2 separate regions of the Homo sapiens genome follow, and region 1 is linked to region 2. Evidence: chromatin contacts called from ENCODE Hi-C data. All regions are on one chromosome and are shown on one strand. Each heading gives the region's core, a stretch centred on a gene start or an enhancer-like site at or near the end of the contact. The rest is flanking DNA. Distances are from core to core; before and after follow the strand shown.

The links. Hi-C counts contacts between places; a loop is a spot of excess contacts on that map. Pooled maps may share reads with other maps.
Region 1: a loop to region 2 is called in a map with no recorded cell type, with 4 times the contacts of the local background. The contact joins the enhancer-like site here to the promoter of TP63 in region 2. A Hi-C loop is called at or near these places in 2 of 37 single-sample maps with no recorded cell type and 6 of 50 pooled maps.

The regions. Positions count from the first base shown.
Region 1 is chr3:189,308,035-189,313,623 of GRCh38, forward strand. TPRG1 (tumor protein p63 regulated 1) reads left to right here. Exons shown (of 6, transcript NM_198485.4): 5 at 2,352-2,505. Among named protein-coding and RNA genes, the nearest start is that of TPRG1-AS2, 70 kb to the left of the region's middle. Within about 2 kb of position 1,722, at least 3 of the 41 ENCODE cell types and tissues checked have a DNase peak (open chromatin) inside an H3K27ac peak, as active enhancers do.
Region 2 is chr3:189,627,126-189,632,692 of GRCh38, forward strand. TP63 (tumor protein p63) reads left to right here and starts at 4,264. Exons shown (of 14, transcript NM_003722.5): 1 at 4,264-4,452. The coding sequence starts at 4,391. RefSeq lists a promoter at 3,579-4,388 and a cis regulatory region at 3,781-3,791.

The DNA.
Region 1 (5,589 bases), core at 472-2,971, 320 kb before region 2:
CAGATGATCGTTACTGGCATCATGACCACCTACACTATTCACACAGCATGACTGAGGTCATGGAATGTCTCGATATAGAGATTCTAAAGAACAGATGAGGAAGTCCTGTTTTTTTCTAAATATGGGAAGACATATTCAGAAGATTCAGAAAGAGAAATGATTCAGATTCAGAAAGAGAAATAAGCTTGCCCATAGTCACGCAATGTTAAGTGTCAAAACCGAGACTGTATCACAGGACTCCCGGACATCCAGCTCACTGCACTTTTACTCCACTCTGTCGCCTCCCAGGATTTCTTTCATGTGAGTACGTTACTATTAAATAAAGTATTTCTGGTCATAAAGGCATCTGCAGTCTCCACGATTGTTCTAATGGTGTTTGACAAAAGAGAAGATGATCGTCTTTCATAGCACTGTGATACTAACAGCTTTGCTGGATGGCCTGAGAAGCCCCACCCTTGGAGTGATAACTTAGCTTCAGATTAATCTTCCTAGTTTTCACCTCTGGAGCTCAGGAAAGAAGGTTGGCTGAACTTGCATATTTGGAAGTATACTATATCTCTGAGAAAGGTCCTTTTTATAGTCACATTGACTGGTTATTTAGAAATAGGGTCCCTCTTGAATTTCATGCTCAAACTTCATTTGAGGTTTCCCTAAGGTAAAAGAATATAATGTGTACTTATTAGGCAAGCTCTCTTGGCAGATTTTCATCCCCTTTGGATAAAAGCAAAATTGCACCCAGCACATAAATTGACATATGAAGCAGTAAATAATTCCATTGTGCAAGTTGTTTTAATGGACTCAATCCAGAATGCTCCATTTACCAGCACTCATAGAATATTCATTGAGTTTAGAGTTTATTGTCAGGCCAGAAAAAAAAGAGCTGGGGGATAATAAATGCCAGTATACTAGCTGAGAAGGAGAGGGAGAAAGAAAACTTTAGAGGTATATTTTTCTTCTATTTTTCTATTCTTCTCAATATTTTTCTTTACTCTGTCTTTTTTTTCCTAACTCTGTCTTTTTTTTCCTATATACTTTTTTTTTTTTTTTTCATTTTTCTTCTTGGGCAAAGGATTAAGTACAAAAAAAAGTTGGGTGTCAGTTTTCAAATATAATCATCAAAAATCTGATAACTGGCCAGCAGAATGTTTCAGGGACTTTTTTTACTTTCCTTTTGTGAGAAAAGTTCAGGTATTAACCAGTTGGGGAGCGGAGTGTTATATGCATTTGTGTGAAATTGTGCTTATACCATCTCCACATGGATAAACATTCAGAAACCATAACAGCATTCCCGAAGGAATCCTTCCTTAATACAGGAAGTGACAGTTTTGTGAAGGCACCACAATTAAGCTCTGGTTTTTCATTCCAGAAATCCCAGGATTTAATTTTTAGACAAAATGAGACATCCGTGAAGTTCCATAGGGCTGTTTAGAATTACAGGCAACTTAGTTTCCAAGCTTGTCGAATGCAGGGCACCTGAGTTTGGCTTAACCTCCGGGCATCTCTTTGCATTCAGAGATACCTGAAACCACAAATCATAAATTCTGATGGACACATGCAAAAGAGGCCTCAGAAACACGGTTTTGTTATTCAATGTGGCCACACTCCTCTACCATGAGTTCTCTCCCTGTTATCTCAAGCTTACTTTCTCTTGCTCTGCACTTAGGTTTACCAAATGACCAGGCCTGGGCTATGCCAGAGTGGCTTCCTCCCACATCTTGTGGATTAAGACTGTGAACTTAACAGGAGGGGCAGGCACAGTCTTTCTACAAGCTTTGACATGTTTGTTGCTGCAATTTCACTGAATGGAATGTGTGCAGAGAATAGAGGACAATGAGATTCAGAATCTGAAGTCGCAGAGCATTTTGAATTTGTCAGCGTCCCCCTCAAAAATCATGTATATTCTACCATTTAAGAAGTCCCATGTCTTTTCTCAGTCAGTTATTGCTTCTGTGGAAACTGTTATTGTCATGGCAGCTCCTTTCTTCTTGAAACTGTCTCCCACCTGAACTGTTCTGTTACTGTTCACCTCTTTGATACCTCCTCTCTTTCTCTTTTAATTCTTACCATCAGAATCTTGGTGTGACATCAATATCCGTATTTCCAGCTCTAGCCACTGTTCTGAGTGTCAGACTCACATTTCCAAGTAGGTGTTTCCCATATAGAATTCCTCCAAACACCTTGAATTTCCTATTTTTAAAACCTAATTCACCTTTTTCTTCTCACCCCCTAAAATCTTTTGAACAGTTTAACTAGTTGGGAGTTAATATGAAGGCTGACTGATGTATTACATTCTATTTTTTTTTTTTTGGAAATGGAAATGACTAATCTAATGGAAAACGCCTTTCTTGTAGGAGACAAGGAGAAGGCCTTAGGATCTACTGGGGGAGTCCGGAGGAGCAGTCTCTTCTGTCCCGCTGGAACCCATGGTCCACTGAAGTTCCTTATGCTACTTTCACTGAGCATCCTATGAAATACACCAGTGAGAAATTCCTTGAAATTTGCAAGGTAGGAGGCATCTTGGGTATTACTCTCAGATTAGCTTTGTTGCTGGAGCTATGTGCTTCTAGGGACGTGTACTCCTAAACAAAACAAAATAAAATAAAATAAAATAAAATAAAATAAAATAAAATAAAACCAGCAATTTATATAGACAAAAACGGTAATAGGTTTATAATTTATTTTAGTAAAGAGTCAAACTGTTTTTATATGTAAATATACATTATATTTATATATAACATGCTGCTTTCCGCTTGCTAATTGCATGCATTGCCTACATGGTGTATATACTTTCCCACATATAATCACATTCTAATTATTTTATTCATGGAAGTGTGGAATAGTATAAAGCATAGTTCGATGAGGTTCTATGGTCATGCTCGATTAAGTCACTTGTCTTTCTGAGACTTGGTAGTCTCACGTCTAAAATGAAGATAATGAGCACTGCCTTTCCTCCCAACCTCACTGGACCATTATAAGGTTAAATAGAATGATGTGTGTATAAATACTCCATGAAGTGTAAAGCTATTCACAATTTCTTTGTCTTTAAATTTCATCTCATCAAGCAGATATTAGACTTATTTCTAAAGGGAACAGTTTTCTATTATTCTCTCACCTCCCCCAGGCATCTAAAGCAGAACGGGGGCATTCTAAGTAGTCAAGAAGGAAAACAGCTGGAGCTGAAAATGTAGTGAAAGATCAAACTTTATATTTTCAATAAAACCAAATATACATATGAGTGCGCTTATAGACCTAGAAATTCTTACCTTCTCCGTCCTTTTTATGTTTACTTTTATATTCTGTCATTCATTTCAGAATATTACAATTCTTTATTTGCTATGAATTCAAAACTTGGCAATCTGTATGTAAAGACTTTCTGTGGTTGATGGCATATATTACATTTCTTGCATTAAACATACCTATTCGTGCAAGTGTAAATATATATGTATGTGTGTGAAAATATTTTAACTTGATAGGTCCTGGGGATTTTAAAAAGAATTTGAGGCAACATATATTTGATTACAGGCTAGATGGAGTCTTCATTCCCCCATAATACATAGATGAAATGACCTCGAATCACATTATTCTCCCATGAAAAGTCAATGTTCCTCTCAAGAATTATGCAAATGTCCTCAGGGATTTATAGTGTCACGGTGTCCCTCAGGCTCCAAGCTGTTATTGACACTAAACTAGCTTGGTATATGGATCATGTTGCCACTCTTTATGGGACACTCCTATTTCAAATTTCTCAACCCAAGCCTCAGCATCAGCCCCTAGCCTGACTCTTTACCACTGAAAGCCAACAAAACAAAACAACCAATAAGAACAACCTAACACCTATTTGAAGGCAAGAATATGAGAACAGACTCACCCAGGGCTTCAGGGGGACAGAGTGGGAGTTTGCATCATGCTCTTGCCGTGAACTTCAAATGCAATATCAGACTTCTCTGTTTCTAGAAGTTCTTATTAATAATAACACATTAATGCATTGTTCCATAATCTTCAAACTCTGTTTCAAAAATTATTGTTAACAATGCAGAACACTTTATGTTTCTTTCTTTCTTTGTTTCTTTGTTTCTTTCTTTGTTTCTTTCTTTCTTTCTTTCTTTCTTTCTTTCTTTCTTTCTTTCTTTCTTTCTTTCTTTCTTTCTTTTTTTCTTTCTTTCTTTCTTTCTTTCTTTCTTTCTTAAGACGGAGTCTCGCTCTGTCACCCAGGCTGGAGTGCAGTGGCACAATCTTGGCTCACTGCAAGCTCCGCCTCCCGGGTTCACATCATTCTCCTGCCTCAGCCTCCGGAGTAGCTGGGACTACAGGCGCCCGAAAACATCTGTTAATCCAAGATAAAGAGCTTAATAACCTATTTTCCCAAAGACATTTTCCTGCTTTAAAGGACATCTGGTTCCGACCATTAAAATAATATATATTTTTGAATTAGTAGTAATTGTACTTTATTGTAAATCAAAATAAATACTAACTGCCTTAGTTGGTACATCCATCATTTCCTGGGCCAAGTCTTCTCTTATTCCTCATACCTTGTGCATTAGATGGTTATTCCCTGAATGCCCTTTGCAGGAAGAAGTTCAGCGTGAGGAATTAAAGAACAAGTTTTATAAACTGCAGAGAAATAACACTGTCACATTCTAACATCTGATTGTGCTTTATCTTATTCTGTTATATATAAATACAATCAAATAATGCAAAAATAAAGATGAAAAGTAAAATATCAAAGAGGGTATGGAATATTATTTTCCAAATACCCACAAATGGAATTAATAGACTAGAGCATTGGATTTTGCCCTAGCCTTCCCAGTAGCAAAGGCTGAACAGGAAATTGATGTTCATGTAGCTCTTACTGGATGGAAGTAAGAATAACAGGTGGGAGGCACATGCACACACACGAACATGATAGACGGTGAGTTGGTTGGTTGACTTTTAGCCAATCAAACTACTTCGCGGATCTGTTAAGTGTATTTCCTTTAAGGCTTTTCTCCTTAAATTATTATTCCAAAGCTTTTTCTCTTTTTTTTTTTTTCCTTTAGCAATAGTCTGGCACTTTCATTTGCCAAGCTATTTCTTATTCAAAGGCCACCCAAAGTCCCAGCTCTCTAGGAAAACAAATGATCTCCATCTGGAATGTGAGAGGATGAGTACTTTGATCCAGGTTTTTGTGTCTTATTTTCTCTTTTGTTGTTGGTTTTTATGTCACAATATTATTTATGTTTAGGACATTTTCCAAGATTGGCTTTGATTAAGACCCAGTTATATCAATGTAAAAGAATAAATAAGAAGAAAGATAATTTGGGGGATCTAGAATTTTTTTATGTTAATATTTTGGCAAAAACATGAGATTTTAAAAGGGTTTAATAAACTGGTTTTTCCATCTCTCTGATGAATGAAATAGGAAAAAAGTAGAATATGGGGAAAATGCATAACTAAATCAAAAACTGAAGCAATTTAATTCAGTTTAAGAAAACTATTGTCTCACGGGGAGGGAATAACATAGAGCTGAGTTATGCAGTCAACACTTTTAAATTATTTACAATCTAATGGAACAAATTATTATTTTAAAATACATGAAAATATTCAAACTTA
Region 2 (5,567 bases), core at 3,014-5,513:
TTTACACAACATTTGCTCTCTCCTTCAGAGTTATAGCAGTCTTGGAAGAAAGAAGCTACTATTTTGCCAAAGACCTCAGGAGGACCAAGAACAAGTTCTGGGATATGTGATGATTGAACTCTTAAAAAGTTTGTTGGACTTCTGGCCATAATTGTGTATCTAAGACCAGATTTCATTCTTAATAGCTAAACAAACAAACGAGAGATCCACAGGTTCAGCAGCTATAATAAGAGTGAATTACTGATACAGTTGACAACATGAATATATCTCAGAAACCATGGCATCAATGAGCAAAAAAAATCCAGACACAGAAGAATACGTACCATATGCCTGCATTTATGTGATATTCTAGCATTGTATTGTCCAACATAGTAGCCAGTAGCCTCACATGGCTATTCAAATTTAAGTTGATTAAAATTAAGTAAGAATAAAAATTTAGCTCTTCAGTAGCGTTAGCCACATGTAACTAGTGGCTACCACATCAGACGGTGCAAATATAGAATATTTCCTTTATAACAGAAAGTTCTATTGGAAAACAATGTTCTAGAAAATATACACATAATCTATAAAAACAAAAAGCAAGTCAGTGATTGTCTAAGGCCAGGGGTGAGGGGAGATCGATTGCAAAGTGGTATGAGGAAAGTTTTGGGGTAATAGGGTTGTTGGAATCTTGATTGCGATGAAGGCTACTCGGTGTCTAATGTGTCACCTCCTCAGACTGAACACTTGGAATTGGCGAATTTCATTGTATGTAAATTATACCTCATAAAGTAACTCTAAGAGGTCAAGTGTTTTGTGGAAATTATTTTTAATCAGTTGCAATACTTATTATGAGATGATTTTTGCAAATACATAAACATGTTATTCATCCATTAGGTGCAATATTTTTGCTAGCTCCTGAAAACACAGAGATGAATTAGAATAGCAAGCCTGCCCTCAAGCTGTTCACAATCCAGTACAGGAGATGAGTCTATTCAAAAATAGCTAGACTCCAGGAAGAAAGTTATAGGTGACCTTACACAAAAAAGTGCAGATATAATTATGTAGGACAGTAGAAGTGGGGAAGGTTTCTTTTATGTGGAAAAAAGAGGGAGAATTTTTGGTCTTTGAAGGATGAGCAAGATGTGAATATGCGCAGATGGAGTTTTAAAACATTCCTGGTGGAGGGCAGAATATGATCCAAGGCACAAGAGCAACCAGAAAAATATGCAACCTAGAGGAAAGTGCATGAAGGGGAGCAGTTGTAAAATAATTTTCATGAATGTAAGTGAGAAGAATTTGTATCATAGACACCTGAGTTTGGCAGAGTGCATGTTCTTGGCTCCTAGGAGTCAAGAAGAACAAAGTGTCCCTTTCTCCTACGTTATGCTCAGTGGTCCAAGTCCAAAACACCTTTCCTTCCTTAAGTACTTTCTTCTCCCCTCCATACAAATCTAAAGTCTTCACAAACATCATTTAAACAGGCAGGTCATGGTCAGAAAGGCAATTGCTTTTCCTAGACTTCTATGTACGTTATTATATTACAATTTCTGCCTAAAAGACTCTAAAGTCTTGGAAAAGTTTCCACCTTGCACATCAAAGATATAATTCATGCATTTGTATAGTAACCTTAGTCCCCTAAGAGAATAAGGATGAACTATAAATATAAGAAGCAATTATGGTAATTATAATATGATTGCCACTTATTTTTCACTTGATCGTGTATGGTTGCATGCTACTGGTGTTCTGTTGAATTCTAGAGAGTTTGCCTCTTTTTCCTGGGTCAACTCTCGCCATTTATTTCCATAATGCAATAGGAGCCAATCTTTTTCATAATTACTTATTTAAAATTTGTTGCCATTTAATTTCTGTTCCTCTTAGCTTAGTAACTTTAGGATTTTTAAATAACAACTATTGAAATCATGACATACGTTTAAATGATATTATTTAAATACGTTAGGCTATAAACCTTTTAAATTTTTTAAAAAAATAGATGAGTGTGGTGGCTCATGCCTGTAATCCCAACACTTTGGGAAGCCGGGTCGGGAGGATAGCTTGAGTCCAGCAGTTTGAGACCAGTCAGGGCAACACAGCAAGACCCCATATCTAAAAAAACAAAACAAAACAAAATTACCTGGGTATGGTTGTGCTCACCTGTAGTCCAAGCTACACAGGAAGCTGAGGCAGAAGGATCACTTGAGCCCAGGAGGTTGAGGCTGCAGTGATCCATGAACGCGCTGCTACACTCAGTCTGGGTGACAGTGCAAGAAGCTGTCTCAAAAATAATAAATAAATAAAAATAACTTTTAAAAAACAAAAATTAATTAAATTTTAAAGACACAACACACTAGAGATGTTTGCAAATTGATTATTTGGGAGTCTATATCCCTGGAAGTTAATTTAAAATATTTAGAAGAGTTCTTCCTCATTTCCTAGAGACGTCGAATTGTAAATATCAGAGCTAGAAGGAACACTAGGGCTCGCCACTCCAAAGTGTGGTCCAAGGACCAGCAGCATCAAGTAACCTGGGAACGTGTTAGAAATGCAGAGTCTTAGGCCTCACCCCAGACCTACTGAACCAGAATCTGCATTAACAAGATTTCTAGGTGCCTCACGGGCACATTAAAACTTGAGAAGCTCTGCACTAGAAATCTTCACTCCACCTTTCATTATAAATGGAATCACTTGGCTGTGGTCACAGGAAATTGATTATTTTTAATTTCAGAACCTTCTATTTAGGTCATCTATATTTGCTAATAGCAGGGAAGAAAGCCAAACTCTTTAACTGCAATTAACAAATCTATAATTAATTAGTTAAGCAATCTTCCCTTTAAGTTTTACATTTTGTGGAGCAAGCTGTTTGATTTGGCTGGGGCTCAGGCTGGCCTGTTTGTGAATTTCACAATTCACAGATGTTAGCCGCTCTCGGGCTAAGTAAAGGAAGAGAATGTCAAGTTTTAAATAGCTTCTCCCTTCCATCCTGGCTGAAGCAACAAATAAAATATTTTTATGAAACACATTTTGAGTTAGATTTACTTACAGGGAAATGTCAAATTTCTCTGAAAGGGCTTTAGATTGTCTCACAACTTTGACATCTACTGATGTCACCTATTTACAGGTGTGTCCTGTGACTAGGGGGTGAAGGGAAGATGTGAACTCACCATGTTAGTGACCGTTAGATACACAGAGTGGTTTTTTTTCCCCCTGTTGGAGTCTATCCTAACTGAGCTTCTGAATCATATTTCATTCAATTTCCAAATCCACAAAACCAGGATAAGTTTACAGCCCATATTCAGAAAGGAAATAAATTATTTTGTGTGTAGACTTTCCTGATATTACACTGATTTGGGAATATATGAACAATTTTATGGTTTCCTTTCGAAGTAGGTCAAGTCAAAGCAAAACCAAAAACAGCAAAAACTGTAAGACATAAAGAATAGAGTGGAGCCGACTGAGAGATTAAAATAAACTAGAATATTTTTATTAACAGGCAATTTGAAATAATTTGTGCACTTCAGAATATTCTACAATAATATATTATTTCCAATTTTAATATCTTTAAGAAAATTACTATATTATATGTAAGTACATGTGCATGTGTTTGAGGTAGGATATTTAACTCAATAAAGGTTATTTTCTTTTATTCGGGTCAGGCAAAGCTTCTAAGGGGATGTGAAAGGGATATCTCTTTCTCTTAGCTGAGAGGAAGAGTGAGTTCTAAGTTAAATATAATCAAGGAATTTCCCTGTCTTTGCTATTTGAGATTGTGACCACAACAGGCGGTTGGCTGAAAGGGAAACTGAAGGGCGGGGAGGGAGGGAAATAGATGAAAAAACAAAACAAAACAAAACTTCCCTAAGCAGCTCTACAAAACATTTTAGCCCCAGAAATAGTCACAGAAATCCTCAAATCAAACCAGTATCCAGATACAAGGAAGTGTTATGTAGCTGGAGCAGGGTGGACACTCATCAGCTCAGTTCAGTTACAAAAGTCCAGGCTGCTGAAATTAAACTCTGATGCCATTCATGCCAGCATCCAATCACGACAGAGATCAGAAGTTCAGAGATGCCTCCAGCTCCAAATTGCCAACAACAAGTGTGGCTACTATACGTCAAGGACTCTGAAGCCGTGAGAGAGGGGGAAGAACAACAGTAGAGAGGATGCCCAGCTGGTAAGAATCGAGTGTTTATGAAGTTTTAGTCAATTGATGAATCTCATTGGCTAAAATCAAGAAACGCTCCGCCTCTTTGCAAATATGTATGAAGGAGAGAAGTGCCTAAACTTCTATGTCTGATAGCATTTGACCCTATTGCTTTTAGCCTCCCGGCTTTATATCTATATATACACAGGTATATGTGTATATTTTATATAATTGTTCTCCGTTCGTTGATATCAAAGACAGTTGAAGGAAATGAATTTTGAAACTTCACGGTGTGCCACCCTACAGTACTGCCCTGACCCTTACATCCAGCGGTGAGTTTGAATGTGACATAACTTCTCTCAAAACTTAATTGAAGTGCCTTGTGTATTATGAATGTGTCAGCTGTGTACAAAGAACAATTCCTCCTTGTTTAGTCAGCACAGTGATATTATTTTGGACTTTCTGTGGACTTAAAGTGGTCTGTGGACATATTTTCTGAATGTCTTTTTTGGTTGATATTTGGATCTACAAAGTGAAAAAATTTGAAGCGAATCTTCCCATTTAAAAAAAATTATCACGCCATTTAAGAATGTTTAAAATATATTATTTGCCTTGTTCAGCACCTACTCACTCAATAAGAAATTTCACTGGGCAGGGATATAATAATGTATGGATAATCTTCAAGTCAAAATAAACACCAAATAATTTTGATTTATACATTAAGAAATAGATAACTAGCCATTGTTGTACCAAACAGATTGTGGCTTGTCATTGCATTTTATAAGGAATATTTTTTGGTATGTTTGATAATGAAAATCTTTTGACAAATCTGACTTTTAAAGCTTGTGATTGTAGTAAATTTTATTTAGAAACATTTGCCTAGTACTAAGAGAGAATATTAGTGAGGGTGCACAATTGTGTATGTGCTTCAAATTAGACTTTGCTATTTTTAAACTGGTAAATGAAATCTGAACAGTGTTTTTCCAGTCATAAAGTTATGGGAGATATTCAAGTCATATGTAGCAATGTGATGTTAGTTTAACAGCATGAGATTTCGTACTTTATTTTATAAGACTAATGAGAGAGGTCCTTTGCGTGTTGAAAATGGTGAGGTTACAAAGGGTTAACTTGCCATTTACCACCTGTGTCTGTTGGAGCTTGATACTAGAAGCAGATTCTGCTCTCTCTGGGCAGGACTCACTTACTGTAGACTAGTAGAGTGTGAAAGATTTGTGATCTTCCTTTAACGTGATTTGCTACAACGTAGAACACTAATGTGAGCTATGTAGATTGTTTCTCTTCCTGTGAGGTTTCTGGTGGGTTGTGCGAAAAGGCAGAAGAGAAAGAGCAAGGCAGAAAGATAAATAGAATAAAGGAGATAAAAAGAAAAGGGTGAAAAAAGAGAGAGGGGAAGCAAGTTTGGGGTCTCCAAGGTTTCAGTGGAATT